Linked DNA regions of Homo sapiens: region 2 is linked to region 1. The links are chromatin loops, found by intact Hi-C in ENCODE. Cell type or tissue: ovary. All regions are shown on one strand. Each heading gives the region's core, and the rest is flanking DNA. Links, peaks and the distances in the headings are about the cores only.

What was found. Peaks named below come from ENCODE experiments on the same cell type or tissue, not always from the same donor. Only the 100,000 strongest peaks of a DNase experiment are listed, where the experiment ranks them.
Region 2: it touches region 1 in a loop (2.1-fold over the local background); 54 of 110 quality-filtered maps call a loop at or near these places.

Annotation. Positions count from the first base shown.
Region 1 is chrX:104,132,288-104,140,624 of GRCh38, reverse strand. All of the region lies in intron 1 of SLC25A53 (solute carrier family 25 member 53), which reads left to right. Among named protein-coding and RNA genes, the nearest start is that of SLC25A53, 21 kb to the left of the region's middle. In ovary, for the core only: a CTCF peak has its summit at 4,019 (motif pointing right); a DNase peak (open chromatin) is centred at 4,044; H3K4me3 peaks cover 428 bases; H3K27ac peaks cover 498 bases.
Region 2 is chrX:103,841,688-103,850,024 of GRCh38, reverse strand. No RefSeq gene overlaps it. Among named protein-coding and RNA genes, the nearest start is that of RAB9B, 14 kb to the right of the region's middle. In ovary, for the core only: a CTCF peak has its summit at 4,779 (motif pointing left); a DNase peak (open chromatin) is centred at 4,784; H3K27ac peaks cover 1,604 bases.

The DNA.
Region 1 (8,337 bases), core at 9-8,008:
GACTTGGACCTCTCCTTTAGAATGAATTTGGGAGAGACCAATGTTAAAGGGGGTAATTGGAGAGACCAGGGAAGGCTTCTTGCAGGAGCTATGAGTTTTAACCTAGTTCTACAGAGTGAGCAAGAGGTGATTAGTTGAAGAAAATAGGTGGTAAGAAGTAGTTCAATTTAACACAAGCCATGGAGATTATATGTAATTAAATCCCCTCACTGAACCAATGCAAGAATAAAAGCCAGGCTTATCCCTGGGAGAAAGCCAGAAACTATGCTGTGATACACACACACACACACACACACACACACGGAATCCTGTCTCTACAAAAAAGACAAAAATTATCAGGGTGTGGTGGCACATGCCTGTAGTCCCAGCTGCTTGGGAGGCTGAGGTGGGAAGATTGCTTCTTGAGCTTGGGAGGTCCAGGTGGCACTGAGCCTTGATCCCACTACTACACTCCAGCCTGGGGAACAGAGTGAGACTCTGTCTCAAAATAAATAAATAAATAAGGAGGGGAGGCTGTATATCATAGTCATAAAAAATTCAAGACCTGATGTCAGACAACTTAAGTTCAAATGCCAGATCTTCTGCTTATTGGCTGTGTGACCCTGGGAAACTTACTTTATCTCTTTGGTCCTATTATATTTGTAAAATGGGAATATCTACCTGCTTCACAGGTTTGGTGAGAAGTTTAAATGAGAGAATGCATCAATAGTGCAAAGCACAATGTCTTGCATAGAGTGTTTACTAAAAGCCACATTTTATTTTATTTATTTTTATTTTATTTATCTGTTTATTTATGTATTTATTTATTTATTGAGACAGAGTCTTGCTCTGTCGCCAGGCTGGAGTGCAGTGGCACAATCTCGGCTCACTGCAACCTCCGCCTCCTGGGTTCAAGCAGTTCTCCTGCCTCAGTCTCCCTAGTAGCTGGGAGTACAGGCACACACCACCACACCCAGCTAATTTTTGTATTTTTAGTAGAGATGGGGTTTTGCCATGTTGGCCAGGATGGTCTCGATCTCTTGACCTTGTGATCTGCCCGCCTTGGCCTCTCAAAGTGCTGGGATTACAGGCATGAGCCACTGCACCCAGCCTATCTTTATTTTTTTGAGATGGAGTTTCTCACTCTGTTGTCTAGGCTGGAGTGCAGTGGTGCAATCTTGGCTCACTGCAACCTCCACCTCCCAGGTTCTAGCAATTCTCCTACCTCAGCCTCGCAAGTAGCTGGGATTACAGGCATGTGCCACCACGCCCAGCTAATTTTGTAGTTTTAGTAGAGACAGGGTTTCACCATGTTGGACAGGCTGGTGTTGAACTCCTGGCCTCAAGTGATTCACTGGGCTCAGTCTCCCAGAGTGCTGGGATTACAGGCGTGAGCCACTGCGCCTAGCCAATTTTTATTTTTGAGACAGGGTCTTACTCTGTCAGCCAGGCTGGAGTGCAGTGGTACCATTTCAGCTCACTGCAACTGATAGGGAAGGGGAAAGGGAAGTACTGGGAAGGGAAGAGCATGATCCCTTTAAATGATATGGAAGGAGGGAAGAGTGTGGTCCCTGGCTAGGCCTCTACCCCCGGGCCTATGCCCATGGACCTGGGTGAGGACAGGCATTTTTGTTTTCCTGCCCAAATGTTGCATTTCCCAAGACCACCCTGGCCTGCCATACCACCATCCTGTGCCTATAAAAACCCCGAGACGCTAGCAGGCAGACACACATGTGGCTGGGCATTGAGAGGAGCACATCAGTGGAGGAACACACAGGTGGCTGGATGTGGAGAGGAACGCATCGACAGTTACCAGCACGCCGGCAGGCCATTGAGCGGCAGAACGACACGGAGTTTGGCTAGGGCAGTCAGAAAAAACCTGGGCCGCAAGCAGCCTGACTCCAGAGGAAAACCATCTCCCTTCTGGTTCCCCCGTCTACTGAGAGCTACTTCCACTTAATAAAATCTTGAACTCATTCTCCAAGCCCACGTGTGATCTGATTCCTCCAGTACACCAAGGCAAGAACTCCAGGATACAGAAAGCTCTCTGTCCTTGCAATAAGGCAGGGGTCGAATTGAGCTAACACAAGCTGCCTACAGGCAGCTAAACTAAAAGAACACCCTGTAACACACGCCCACTGGGGCTTCAGCTGTAAACATTCACCCCTAGACACTGCCGTGGGGCTCCCAGCCCATCTGTATGCTCCCATAGAGGTTTGAGCAGTGGGGCACTGAAGAAGTGAGCTACACCCCCCATTGCACACCCTGCAAGGGGTACGAGAGAACTTTTCCTTTTTCACAACCTCTGCCTCCTGGGCTTAAGTGATCCTAACATCTCAGCCTCCCCAGTAACTGGAAGTACGGGCACGTCACCATGCCTGGCTAAATTTTGTTTTTTTTTTGTAGAGACGCCGTCTCCCTGTTACTCAGGCTGGTCTCAAACTCCTGGCCTCAAGCAATCTTCCTGCCTCAGCCTCCCAAAGTGCTGGGATTACAGGCGTGAACCACTATGCTGGCTGGTGGGCAGCCACATGTTAAATCTCTGAGTCTAGCCATAAATCCAAATATCAAATGCACAAAGCCTAAAAACCGTGTGAGTGTGGTCAAAATAGAAACTTTTTGAATGCGTTCTGAAATTTATTTCTGTTCTGTTCACTTTTAGAATTTGGTAGCATCTTGAAAATGCCAACTTGTCTCCATCATGTTAGGAAGAATCATATGGAGTGTTTTGTTTTTTTTGGTCTATATTTGAGACAGAACATCTGTGAACAAAAGGTCTCTGAAAAGGAGACTGGAAGAAAGAGACTTCCAGTGAACAGTTGCAAACCCAGGAGTCACAGCCTCCAGTGTAAAACAAAAGTACATTTATAACGAAGGATTGAAGCATGGTTAGTTCTGATTGGTCAATGCAGCTGAGTTCTGGTTGGTCCATATAGCATAGCCCTGATTGGTCAACACAGCTGAGCTCTGATTGGCTGAGGAAGATGAGCTCTGATTGGTTGGTTCAGGGAAGCACTGAAAGTCTGAAAGATAAAAGAGTGCAGGTTTTCAGGGAACTCAGAGTATGTGTGTGACCCCTAGTCGGCAAATGGCTCGTTGGCTTTATTTTACATTTAGGCCCAGTGAGCTGCTCAAGATCCATCTTGAAGGATTGGCTTTTTCAGGTTTATGTTTGTTCACACATGAAAGGAGGAGCACTCACTTTGGGGCTTGGGGGGTGCAGGGCTACAGTAGAGGCAGGGATCAAGCAGAGCGTATCTCCAGGGGTTAGGTGAGATTCAGAGGGATGGAGTCAAGTTCCTGATCAGCTAAACCTCCTACTAGGAGATTCTACTACCTGAACTTTTATCTCCTTGAATTTGGGAGGTACAAGGTTTTTATTTATTGAATCATCAAACATGCATTGAGGCGGGGGTTACAGTAGTTTGTTTGTTTGTTTGCTTGTTTTTAACTATTGCATGAGTTCTGGACCCAGGGCAGGCTTGAATCTGAGCTCTAGCATTTCCTGGCTGTGTGACTATGGACAATTTACCCAACCTTTCTGTTCCTCTTTTGCTTCATCTGTAACACGAGGATAATCATATTATCTACCTCACTGAGTTGTGAGCATTAAATGGGATAATACAGATACAGTATTCAGTGCTCAACAAATATTAAATATTATAATAATTATTTTATAGTGGTTGGAAATATGGCTATTTTAATTCTCTGTGTACATGTTTAATTCTTTACATGGTCAACTGGTTTTGTTCATCATTGTTTCTCCTCTGCCTGTCTGTTCTAGGTACGACACTTACAAATTTGTTGGGTGCATGAATGAATGCGTACAGGTAAACATTTATAATACAATGAGAGGTGCTATAATAGAGCTTGAGTACAAGACACTTTGCAGGACATGGAGAAGGATATGATTAACTTTGAGCAGTTCCGAAACAGTTCACTGAGCGAGGCTGTTCCCTTCTAGAATTTTCACAGTGCAGTGGGCTGTCAGAGCAAACTGCACTGGGGAATTAAGTAAAGGGATGCTAGATAGCCACCAGGTGGCGATATTGCAGAAGGATTCAAGTAGCGGAGGAAAGGAGCAGCCCTCTTCCAGCCAGGAGTCCATGTTCCTGTCCACGTCAGATTTTTTCTCCTGTCCACGAAAGTTCAAGCTGTGATTTCTTTCCCTTTGTTCTGATGGTCTTGGAGCACTGCCGTTCCTGCCCAAGGCTGTTTTGGAGCTGCCTAGTGCTCCAGCCATTCTGTCATTACCAGACAGAGGACAGAAATGATGCTGTTTCCAGTTCTTCAGTTGTTGGGCTTCTAATTCTTACATCACTGACCTGCCGTTTCCTCTGCTATGCCTCCCATGATGGAGTTAAAGGGGTGAGGGGAGAAGCAAAACTGACATCTTTTGAGACTTCCGGCACTATGTCAGACATATATACATATATAATATGTATGCATATTATATACATATATAATGTGTATGCATATTGTATACATATATAATGTGTGTGTTATATGTAACATAAATACATAATTATATATTTTGATATGTGAGTTGTGAGCCATTTTATATAGTGGGAAGCTGAGGCTCAGAGAAGGGCATCTTTTCAGTATTCAAATAAAATTCTCTAGTTAATCAAAGTTGGTATCAGATATTGGAGATACAAAGATTAGGAAGATGTGGTTCCTACCCCTAAGTCTTGTGCTCCTGTAATACTCTGTGGGTGTGTCTATCACAGGACTTATTGCATCATGTTATTAGTGGTTATTTATATGTCTGTCTTCTCAGATAGATGGTAAATTCCTTAAAAGGCAGCAGCCATTTCAAGCATTCCTCATACTTAGCATAGGCTCCAGTACATAGTAGATATTTAACTACTGTGAGGCACAGAATAATTGTGTCTGATTGAGCAGTGGGAACTAGTGAAGAGTTTCAAGCAGGGCAGTGACATGATGAGTTTTTCGCTGGAGGTGGGTAACAGGTTGCCCATTGGATTGGAGCAGTGAGTGGAGGCAGGCAGGGAGGTGACTGTGGCAGAGTCTGTGCTAGAGGGGATTTAGGCCAGAACGAGGGCAATGGCAGTGAGTATGGAGAGAAGACAGGTTGGAGAGTTATTGAGGACATGAATTAGGATTTGGTCGTTTCTTAGATGTGGAGATCGAAGAATTCCAGGCTTGGGTGATGGTGGTGCCAGCAACAGGTTCAGAGTAAAGAGGGGAAGTGGGTTTGGGGTGGGAAACACGAGTTCGGTTTTGGACATGCTGAGGTTGAGGTGTCTATTCAGGGGGTGTGATATATCAGGATGTGTGAAACCAAAACTCAGGAAAGAGGTTAGGAGTGAAAATCTGGGGATCATGAAGCTGTCGGTGGAGCTTAGAAGCTTGCCAGGGGATGCCATCACTCAGGGGCAGGACATGCAGTGAAACAGGAAGTGGGCTAAGGATGGAACCTGGGAACCTTGACACAGATGGGCTGAAGAATGAGAAACCCATGAGAAAGATGGAAAAAGAATAGCCAGGGAGATTGGAAGCAAACCAGGAGGGTGTGGTGCCACAGCAGCCAAGGGAGGAAAGAGTTCAGGAGGGAGGGAACACGGGAGTGGTTAGTACTTTAGAGGCAGGTAGGAAGTTGAAGGTAGAGAGTAATTCAGTGTGGCTGGGCTTTGGGGCATCATGGAGGAGTGGCAGGAGATGAGCCCAGAAAGTCCATTCGGGCTCTTATGCAAGGAACCTTGGTCACCAGGCTAAGGAGTTAAGGCTTTATTTTGTAGGAAAGGAAGAATCATTGAAGGGTTTCCAATAGGAGTAACATGGTCAGATCAAGGTGTTTCAGAAAGGTCAGGCTGAGGCAATGTGGAGGACGCTGTGGAGGAGGCAGTGACTCATTGAAGTGATGGAAAGTGGCTTTTGGGCTGTGAAAGAAGGCACAGTCTTCCAAGATCTTTAGTAGGTAAAATTGAGACGCCTTGAAAATGGTAGTTAACACTCATTGAGCACTGTTCTAAGTGCTTACGTGAATGATCTTAATTCTCACAACCCACCTATGAGGTACATTAACATCATTTTATGCCTAAGGAAACAGGAACAGAGAGATAAAGTAATATGCTGAACAGAACTAGTAAGTGGCAGAGCCTAGATTCAAACTCAGGTGGTTTGGCTCTAACCCACACTCTTAACTTCAGTGTTGTTTTGCCTTGATTAGATGTGGGGAGTGAGGGGGTTGTCAGTTAGCATCAGGTTCAGCTGTGAGTTATTAGCCATCCAAAATAACTTATGGACTTTCTGTCCTATCGTCTCCACCGTGTGACACTTGTCCTCTGGTCATTGCATTTATGTTTCAAGCAGTAAAATACTGGGTAGGGGGAAGGGGAGAACAGATGTTGGGGAACAACAGAAGTCTCTGCTGTAAGAGAAATCCCAGGACACTGACATTTGCGTGGAGGATGATATTGCCACACATTGAAGTGGCAACCACAGGAAACCTGTTAGACCTTTATCATTTGACAGTTTCTTTTCCCAGAATCCTTCCTTTGCCTTGGAAATGAACCCCTCTGTGACTCTGGTGTGCTGCTCCTCTCCTGTCTAGCCATTCAGTGCTCATGAGAGCTTCCAATCATAGTACCTGTCTCCCTGGCCACAGTTGATTCGATTGGTTGAGGTGTGGCATGTGGTCTAGGTCAGGACAATCAGAATGTTTTTCTTCAATTTTTAAAAATTTAATTGAGGGAAAATATTGCCTCTTGGTTTTGTGGCACAGCTAGGAGATGTGTGGCCAGAAGCTGCTGGTGGCCCTTTTTACAGCCACGGGGAGGAAACTTGTTTCAGAGAATGAAGTGAACTTACAGGAGGAGCAATTGAAAGATTCCTGTTCATGTTCGAGTCTCTGATTGTACTTGTCCTTGAGGCTCATCTACTTATGATTATGTGAAACTTCGGGTAAATTGACTCTGTGGCCCAAATGGTGTTTCTATTACTTGGAATCAGTAAAGTCCTAATTAAATCTGTGTTCAAATAGGTAATTCTGGAATCAATGCAGATGTGTTTAGGGTTTCTGTGTGTGCTGGGGGTCATAGTAAATAGTAACCAGAAGCAGGGAGGCAATTTTTGAGACTGTTTTAATGGTCTACATGAAAAACAATAAGAATCTGAACTAAGACAGTGTCGGTGGGTGCTGTAGGTCCTGGCCAGGCTTGCCACTCCCAGTCTCTTCTACCTTCTAGACTGTGAACCAGCCACCCACCTCTATAGGGTGCTCATCTTTACATGGTTGCAGTACAGCTGGTAACTATTCATTATGAGCATATTTTCCTCTGTGTCCTTGGGAATCATTATAATAGCTGGTTAAAAATTCCTGTCTGCTAATTCTAACATGTCAGTCATCTCAGGGTCAGTCTTCATTGATTGCCTTTTTTCTTTGGTATAGGTTACATTTTTCTGTTTCCCATAGGAAACGTGTTCAATCATTTTGACTTTTCTCAAAACAATGTTCAGTCATTTTGACTTGTCTCCTGGCTATTGCAGAGGACATGTTCTAGAGAATCTGGATTCCATTATATCCCTCTGAAAAGTATTGACATTTTTGTTTCAGCAGCATTTAACTTGACTAAACTCAAATTCCATGCTCTGTCTCCCTCATGGCAGGCAGCAACTGAAGTCTCTAGTCAGTTCTTTTAGCCTTATACAGACTGTTTGGAGACTGTCCCATGAATGCATAATTCAGAGGTCAGCCAGTGATTTGGTAGAGTTTATACACAGAATTCAGGGCTCTGCCTATCTGGCTCTCTCCATTCCAAGATTTTATCCCCACAGTTTTCAGCTGCTGTGGAAACTCTGAACTCTGTCCTCTTGTCTTCAAGTCAGTAAGGTTCACCCATCAGGGAATTGATTGGGGCCTACCCTGTGGTTCAAAGTCTTAAAAATGGGAATCTCATTTAGTTCTGATCTCTTCTTTTAAATGTAGATTCTCCTCCAGTTTCTGCCTGCCTTGGGTTGCTTGTCAATACTTGCAGGTAATTAAAAAAAAATTTTGTCCAGGGTGTATAGTTGTTACATCTGAAGGAGGATGGATTTGATAGGAGCTATTTGGTCATTTACTAGAAGCCAGAATCTGTCTGGTCACTGTGATGTAACCTGTGGTGTGTGTAGCCACGATGTGCTGGCAATGTATTAAGAAATTATACACAATCTGGATGTGAGATCCAGATGATGAGGCTTGATAAAGGCAGTTTTTATAATCACACTAAATGCAATTGATGTTTCAGGACGGCATGTTCAGGGGCATAAGGAGCTTGATTAGCCAGTAAGCCCCCAGTTGGGGCTTCCCAGGAACTGAAGTAACCTCACCCTAGAGGTTACCGAAAGGCAACA
Region 2 (8,337 bases), core at 225-8,224, 290 kb after region 1:
AATCAGAATGACCTATGAAACCAAGTGGTTAACATTAGTATAATAAAGGATTGGAAGCACTGATTGAGATAAATTCATACCATCAATCCAGTTTACACTAAACCAAAAAATTAAAGATATCCATAAAATTGATAGGATTTATGTGAAAGAAATAACAAAAGTCTTGCAAAGTGCACTGAAAGTTGTCATCATTTCCAACCATGCTGTGTCAAGAATGTAAATTAAATTCTTAAAAGACTGGGAACTTGGAAGAGGTTTATGTAAACTCAGCAAATTCCTGATCTTAGAAGAATGAGAAATAAGCGGAATGATTGATGGCATATAAGCCCTGTTTATCTCTCAACATGTCAGAGCAGGATGTGTGTGTGGGGGCTGGGTATTTAATGTATGTTGGGTGGTGGTTATATAAAGAATATTCAAAATAAAGCAAAAGACTCTGAAGAGAAAATAGATCTAGTCTTCTGTAGAACCAAATAATGAGAGATACTGGACAGCTATGGGGAAAGAAAGAAAGAATGAGTATGGCCCGAATAACATATTATACATATTATCTACAGATCTCCTAGAGCTGTGATTTTCAAACTTTAGTGGGTATCAGCATCATCAAGGCCCTTAGGAGTCTGTGAAAAATAAAGATTTTTATGTCCCTCTCCCAAGGATCCTGATTTAGCAGGTCAATGTAGGGCAGAGGAAGCTGTATTTTAACAAAAACACTCCCCCGCCCCCCCACACCCACATACGTACATCATGCCAAGGAGTTTCAGTTGCACACTGAAGTTCTCCAACTATTAATACTAAACCATGCTATAGCCTGTGAAGGATGGTGAAACTATGGCTAGAGAGAAATTTCCAATTGCCCCTGTATCCACTTCCTCCACATTCAAAGTCATGGGAAGGAGCTAAACATCTAAGTCATGTAGCGGAACCTAGGTCATGTGCCTATAGCTGGGAGCAGGGAGTAGGAATGTTTGGCTCCTCTTGGTCTCTGTAATGAGAGGCAGGGCCTTTTCTTCCATCAAGATGTATGCAATGGGCTGGGTGTGGTGGCTCACGCTTGTAATTCCAGCACTTTGGGAGGCTGAGGCGGGCGGATCACCTGAGGCCGGGAATTTAAGACCAACCTGACCAACATGGAGAAACCCTGTCTCTACTAAAAATACAAAATTAACCAGGCGTGGTGGCGCATGCCTGTAATCCCAGCTACTCGGAAGGCTGAGTGAGGCAGGAGAATTGCTTGAAGCCAGGAGGTGGAGGTTGCAGTGAGCCGAGATCATGCCATTGTACTCCAGCCTGGGCAACAAGAGCAAAATCCGTCTCAAAAAAAAAAAATGCAATGGACAAGTCCTCCAAATTGGAAAGGGGTTCATATACTATGCAACCATAAAAAAAAGGCAGATATTTAACACAAGACAACACTGTGAAAACTTGATCAAGTTGTTGAAGAGAAGAGTCCTTAGGCTAGGTGGCCATTTTGAGAACAGTAAATATTAGTATTTTGAGATCAGTGGACCAATAATTGATATGAATTTAACGCTCAAACTCTCTGAGACTCGAGAGGTTAGGATGACTTGCTGAAGGTCACTTACTAGAAAGTGGCAGACTAGGATTAGCCAGACTCTATGGAGGAAGGAGGATTTCAGTTGGGCCTCAAAGTAAAAGGAAAATTGAAAACGGCAGAGAAGAATATGGGATTGGGGTGAGGAGGGAAACCCAGGGTTGGGGCACCTTATGAGTACAAGAATGAGTTAGGACTAATAAGGTGTGTTTAGGAAAAATTGAATAGCTCAGTTTAGCTTGACTGGAATATTTGTACAGTGAAGAAGCAGGGGAAGATAAAAAATAGACAAGAGCCAGATCCTAGAGGGCCTTGGATGAATATTTTGGGAAGAATAAACTGGTCAGAGTGTATCAGATTGCTTGGATCTGGATGCAGGGATACCACCAGAGTGGGGAAAAAAAAAAAAAGGAAACAAATCCATATAGTGTATTGAAGCCAAAGCTCTAGAGTCAGAAGGTTCTTGGGCATGTTACTTAAACTCTCTTAGCCTCATATTTGCAAATCTGTAAGATAGGGTTAATAGTAATATCTACCTCATAAGGTTGTGGTGAGAATTAAGGATGTGAAGGCTAATGAGTGTATTAGTCAGGGTGATTGCAAAAAACAGATGGCACATTTGTATGAGACAATTTAGGAAAATTTAATAAAAGTAATAAAAGGACTATTATGAAAGATGTGGGTAGGGTATAGGAAAATCACAAGGGATAGCAGAGGACCCCAGATGAATAATGGTGAGGTTATTACTACTCCCAGTCCTGTAGGAGGGAGAAGAGGAAGTGGGCAAAGTTAGTTGATGGGAGGTGGAGATATTGAGAGAGTCATCTATTAAGTATTGTGAATTTAGCCATCCCACAGAGACGCTGCAGAGAGTGAGCTGAGTGAATAAACACCCTGACCTCATTCGCCTTCCTCTCACAGATCTCCTGCCAGGACTTCTCAAAGGTGGAACCCAACAGAAAGCCAGGCTATAAGAAAGACCCTCCAAAAGCCAGAGAAGGGGGTCTGAGCCATAGTCACAGCTGCTTTAACCCACATCCATTCACCTAAAAATCACCCACACTGAACCATATTTCCTCAGTGTCAAAAAACTGTATTTCGCAACTATTATTCCCCAGAATATTTTCGCAACTCCTCTGGGGAAAAAAAAAAAAAAAACATATCCATTAGGATCATGTCACTCCAATTTCTTCTTGCAGCCCCTGGCAACCACCAATCTAGTTTTTGTCTCCATATAATTACCTATTTTGGACATTTCACATAAATAGAATTATTTCGTGACTGGCTTCTTTTACTTAGCTTAGTGTTTTCAAAGTTGATCCATGTTGTAGCATGTATCAGTATTTCATTCTTCTTCTGGCTGAATAATATTCTGTTGTATGGATACACAGTAGATAGACTTCACTTATCTGGAGGGGATATGTTCCAAGCCTCCCAGTGGATGCCTGAAACCTCAACAGTACTGAACTCAACTGCCATCAGTCAGAACATGTTTCTATTGATGTCTTCCACCTACAAATTTAATGACTTTTCCACCTTAGCTAAGCACTTAACAGGCACTGTGGCCATAACTTTTGCAGTTTGAGGTGTGACAGGAAAACTAGCACAAATTTATTTTTCCTTCTTCACAATTTCACAGATAGAAGATTCATTCCTACCGTAGATCTTAGCAATCTCAGCATACAATTTTTTTTCTTTCTGTATTAAGTCAAGAACTTTTACCTTTTAAGTGAAAAGAGGCACTTGATGGCTTCTCTTTAGCATATCTGAATCAGCATCACTACTCTTGCATTTTGGAGCCTTTATTAAGTAAAATAAGGATGACTTGAACATAAGCACTGTGATGCCTGAGATGACTAAGTGACTAGCAGGCAGGTAACATATAGTGTGGAGATGCTAGACAAAGGAATCATTCATGTCCCAGGCAGGACAGAGTGGGATGATGCCAGATTTCATCACACTCAGAATGGTATGCAATTTAAAGCATATGAATTGCTTATTTCTAGAATTTTCCATTTAATATTTTCAGACTGAAGTTTATCACAGATAACTGCAGCCACAGAAAGCAAGACCACAGATAAGGGGGCACTGCTTACCACATTTTGTTTATCCATTCACCAATTGATAGACATGTTGTTTTCATCTTTTGGGTATTGCCGCTATTTATCTCCATGTACAACTCTTTTGTGTGTACAGGTTTTCATTTCTCTTGGCTGTGTAACAAGGAACGGAATTGCTGGGTCACATTTTGAGAAATTGCCAAACTGTTTTCCAAAACAGTTGCTCCATTTACAATTCCATCAGCAGTTATGAAGGTTCTCATTTCTTCACATCGGTGTCAGCACTTGTTATTGTCTGTATCTTAGCCATCCTAAATAGCCATCCTTAACCATGAGGAGTGAGGTGGTATCTCATTATTGTTTGATTTACATTTCTCTGTTGACTAATGATGTTGAACATCTTTTTATATGCTTATTAGCTTTTGTATACTTTGGAGAAATGTCTATTCAGATCTTTTAACAATTTTTAATTGGGTCAGTCTTCTTTTTATTGTTCAGTTACAAGAATTATTTATATATTTTGTATACAAGTCCTTTATGAGATCAATGATTCACAAACATTTTCTCCTATTCTGGAGACTGTCTCTTTTCTTGATGATGTACCTTGAAACACAAAAGCCTTATATTTTGATGTCTCATTTTTCTGTTTTTTCTTTTGTTGCTTGTGCTTTTTTGTGTTATGTCTAAAAAACTATTTCTTAATCCAAGATCACAAACATTTACTCCTATGGGTTTTTTTTTTCTAAGGGTTTTAAAGTTTCAGCTCTTACATTTAGGTCTATGACTCATCTGAGTTAATTTTTATTATGTGGTGTGAAAAAAAGATTCCCCAACTAGTGGCTGCAAGCCAGCTTGCCCTATCTCTCAGGTTCAGGACTTTTCTTCCTGGTAGCCAGCCAGCTTTTTTTCCTGGTAGATTCCTATTGCACACAATTGGCTTTTTCTCATTACTAACACTAAATCTCTTTTTCATAACTTACATTGTCAAAATATTACTCAACTAAAACCTGATGACCTTGGGTTTTTCGTTTTGTTTTGTTTTCAGAGGAATGAAAGAAAAAATCCCTGAAGCTGATTGCGGCTGCAGTACATCCTTCCAACTTGGAGGAGAAATGGTAATAAAACAGCTTACTGCTGCCACCTGCCGTCAAGCATGGTTCAGACAATAACTGTCGCCCCAGAAGTTAGTGGCCAGGCTTAGCAAACTTAAACACTTTGGGAATAGGGTAAGCAGTAGGAGTGAGTAAAAGGTGCTGGTTAGGAACTATGTTGAATTGGCTAGCACCAGCCCAAATAAAGTAGGCAATAGCGCCTTACCTCCAAAGGATTATCACAGCAAGGGAACACTGGTCCAGTAAGAAGAGATCTTGAGGTGTTTTGTTTTTGTTTTTGTTTTCTTTTTTCAAGATAATTCAGAAGTCTACATTTTCAAAAAATGAGCTTTCCCAATTTTTAACTGACAATTTAAACAATGTAAGGGTCATGAGACCAAGCAAAGCAAGTCTCTAGGATAACAGTTTCCAACATCTCTTTCTTCTGAAACAGTCCCAAGGACTGTTTTAATAAATATGGGAGTCAAAATTAGAAGCTACTTGCTCTGATGAAGTTGAAGTGACATTAGTGGTGGCCCAGCATCTTCAGGCTGTCTGACTTATTCTGCAATCTGAAGACCTGGGCTTCTTTTGGGGTAGGGACCAAGTCTTCTTCACCTTTGTATCCCCATCAGTGAGTGTATTTCCCAGGGGAAGCAGATGCTCAGTCAACACAAGATAGATGAACAGGTTTGTGCTTTGGCCCTGCCACAGTACAGCTATATGACCTTGGGTGAATCAGTTAGCTTCTCTGAGTGCCCATTTCATCATCTATAAAATGTGAGTTATGAGGCTCTTTTTTGGTGAAAGTGGTCTTTTATCAAAGGTGACTGGATAATGGAATGTTTACATTCTCCAAGAAGAGATTCTTGAGTATACACTGGGTTAACTGCAGCTGAGAGGTCCTCAGATTTCAAGAAACCAAATGCCATGCTAAAAAGAACCCTTATGAAAATCAGCCTCAGAATAATTTAACACAGACTGAAAGTCGAAGTGCTTCAACTTGAACATAAATGAGGGTAAATTGGATGATTAAGGCTAAGTCCACAACTTTGCCTTCATTCACTACTCAAAACCTTCTGCCTAATTAATTTTATAAAATGTGAACATTTTAGTCTTTAAAATGCCATAAATTGTGGCAATTGTGAAGGGCAAGTGTCAAGATGGAAAGATGAGTGAGTTGCAAACCAGATGCAATGTCCCCCAAAACTACCTGATCATAATACACTCACGTTGCTGTGGGGCCTTGTTAAAATACAAATTCCCAGGCACCACACATCAAGATTATGATTTAGTAGGTCAGGTGGATAGAATTTGTTTTATCCGTATTTCACAAGGCCCCCAGGTGATTCATATGATCAGGCAAATTTGGAGAACTCTGAAGAGGACTTGATTTCTCATCTTGAGTCTAGGCTAGTAACATAAATTTGTAGAAGTTCTCTGCCTGTGATAAAATGAGAATCTGAATTACCAGATTTAGCTTTGATTATCAGGTTTTAAGGTTCCTTTAAGATCTAAAAATCTATATACTGGCCGGGTGTGGCGGCTCACACCTGTAATCCCAGCACTTTGGGAGGCCGAGGCGGACGGATCACAAGGTCAGGCGATTGAGACTATCCTGGCCAACACTGTGAAACCCTGTCTCTACTAAAAATACAAAAATTAACCGGGTGTGGTGGCGCGCACCTGTGGTCACAGCCACTCCAGAATAGTAGGCAGGCCAATCGCTTAAACCTGGGAGGCAGAGGTTGCAGTGAGCTGAGATCACGCCACTGCACTCCAGCCTGGTGATAGAGCAAAACTCCGTCTCAAAAAAAAAAAAAAAAAAAAAACAACAACAAAAAAAAAAACTATATACTGTGTTCATAAATCATATATCTGAAAAAAGACTAGCATACTCATTCCCTCCTTTTATTCCTACTGTTTCAGAAGTCTCACATCTCTAAAAAAGGAAAAACCATTTTGACCAGTCTCATATTCTTGAAGGCCTCTATTTAGACTTTTAATGTTTTTTCAGAAAGATTGTACATTCAGAAAGTCTAGTCCTAATTCCTGACATAAACTGACAAGATTAAAGAAAATGAAATTTATTAGACAACTTTAAACTTGTGTCTTATTACTAAACCATAGACAATAAAGAATATTACTGGTTACATTTTAAATTTTTTGTTTTGTAAATATATTATATTACATTATGTGGAAATTTTGGTGGTGATAGAAGTGTCAGTATGTTAAGTATAAACATTTTAAACATCTCACAATGTTTAGATCCTGTTTTGACATGTCTTTATTATTTTCTTTTAATATACCACAAGCCTGGAAAATGACAGTGATGGGCTAGGCATCTTTGGAACTCCAAGAGTCTCTGTCTCTAATTAGATACTGGAAACTTTCTTCCTCTTATCCAAAACTAATTGTTTCACTCATGCTCTTATCCCATTACTTCTAGAACCCTTATCCAAGATTTATTGCAGTGTCTCCTTCTTTAGGATCTCACCTGTATAACTGTTTCTTCTTGATCTTGTTAAGCAATCCTCTTTCTCCTCCAGTCCCCTAACTGGGGTTTTCCCAAGGATTCAGTTATAGCCAGTGCTCACAAACTCAGGTTCTCACAGGGGCCAGGCAGTAGACAAAAATGACGCAGCATCTGCTGGTGGTTTCTACTCATATGTCCCACCGTCATTTAATATGTCTACAAAGAAACTCAGCAACTTCTTTTGAAGCAGTTCTCCCTCCACTCCTGCTTTATAAATTTTTTTGTCAATGACATAATAATTCTCCTAATTCATCAATCTAGGATGACTGAAGTGTCCTGACAGAATAGTCAGAAAAAGGTTGTGCTAGTGACATCAACATAATAGTGATACTACCACAGATCTAGTCAGGATCCAGGATGAGGCAGGAAACGACCATCATAGTAATGGGCAATATCAGGTCCGCGTAAGTCATGGCAGCAGAGCAAGACTAGGTAGGATTTAGGTACATTATATAATACTAAAAAGGTGCCCCAAAGCCAGTCTCAAGCCGGTCTGTTCATAGCACCAAGAAAAGTTCTAAAGAAATAGTTGCCTCAACTAAGTTATCCAGTTACATTTCAATTAGGGCAGTTCAGGACTGCTGGCTGGCCTAAATCCCAGAGAAGGACCCTTCAGTGAGTGATTCTTAACCTTTTCTGGTCATGAACCCCTTTGAGAATCTGATGAAAGCTGTAGAATTTTTCCCTAGAAAAATGTAGAGATCCACACATTCATAAATTATTATTTAGAATTTTAGAGGTTTTATGAACCACTTGATCCTATTCATAGACCCTAGTCCAAAAACCTCTGCCACAGGCCTTAAAAGACCTTGGCTAAATAGAGCAATGCTGAATCTCCTTAGGAGTGGGGAAGGTCGAGGAAGGAATACTCTTTGCTTAGATGACTGAGCTTACCATCAGAAGTTCCTATGTCTTCCATGTTCTCTCTCGATAGATTCTGTTAATCTGGACTGCCAAAATATATTAAAGGAAGCCCTCATGCCTGGTGTTTTTAAGTTTTCTGTATCAAAAATATTATTAATTGACCATAAAGCTTATGATTTATGTATGAACTCTCAATTCTACTTCATTTGGTCTATATGTCTGTTGTTATGT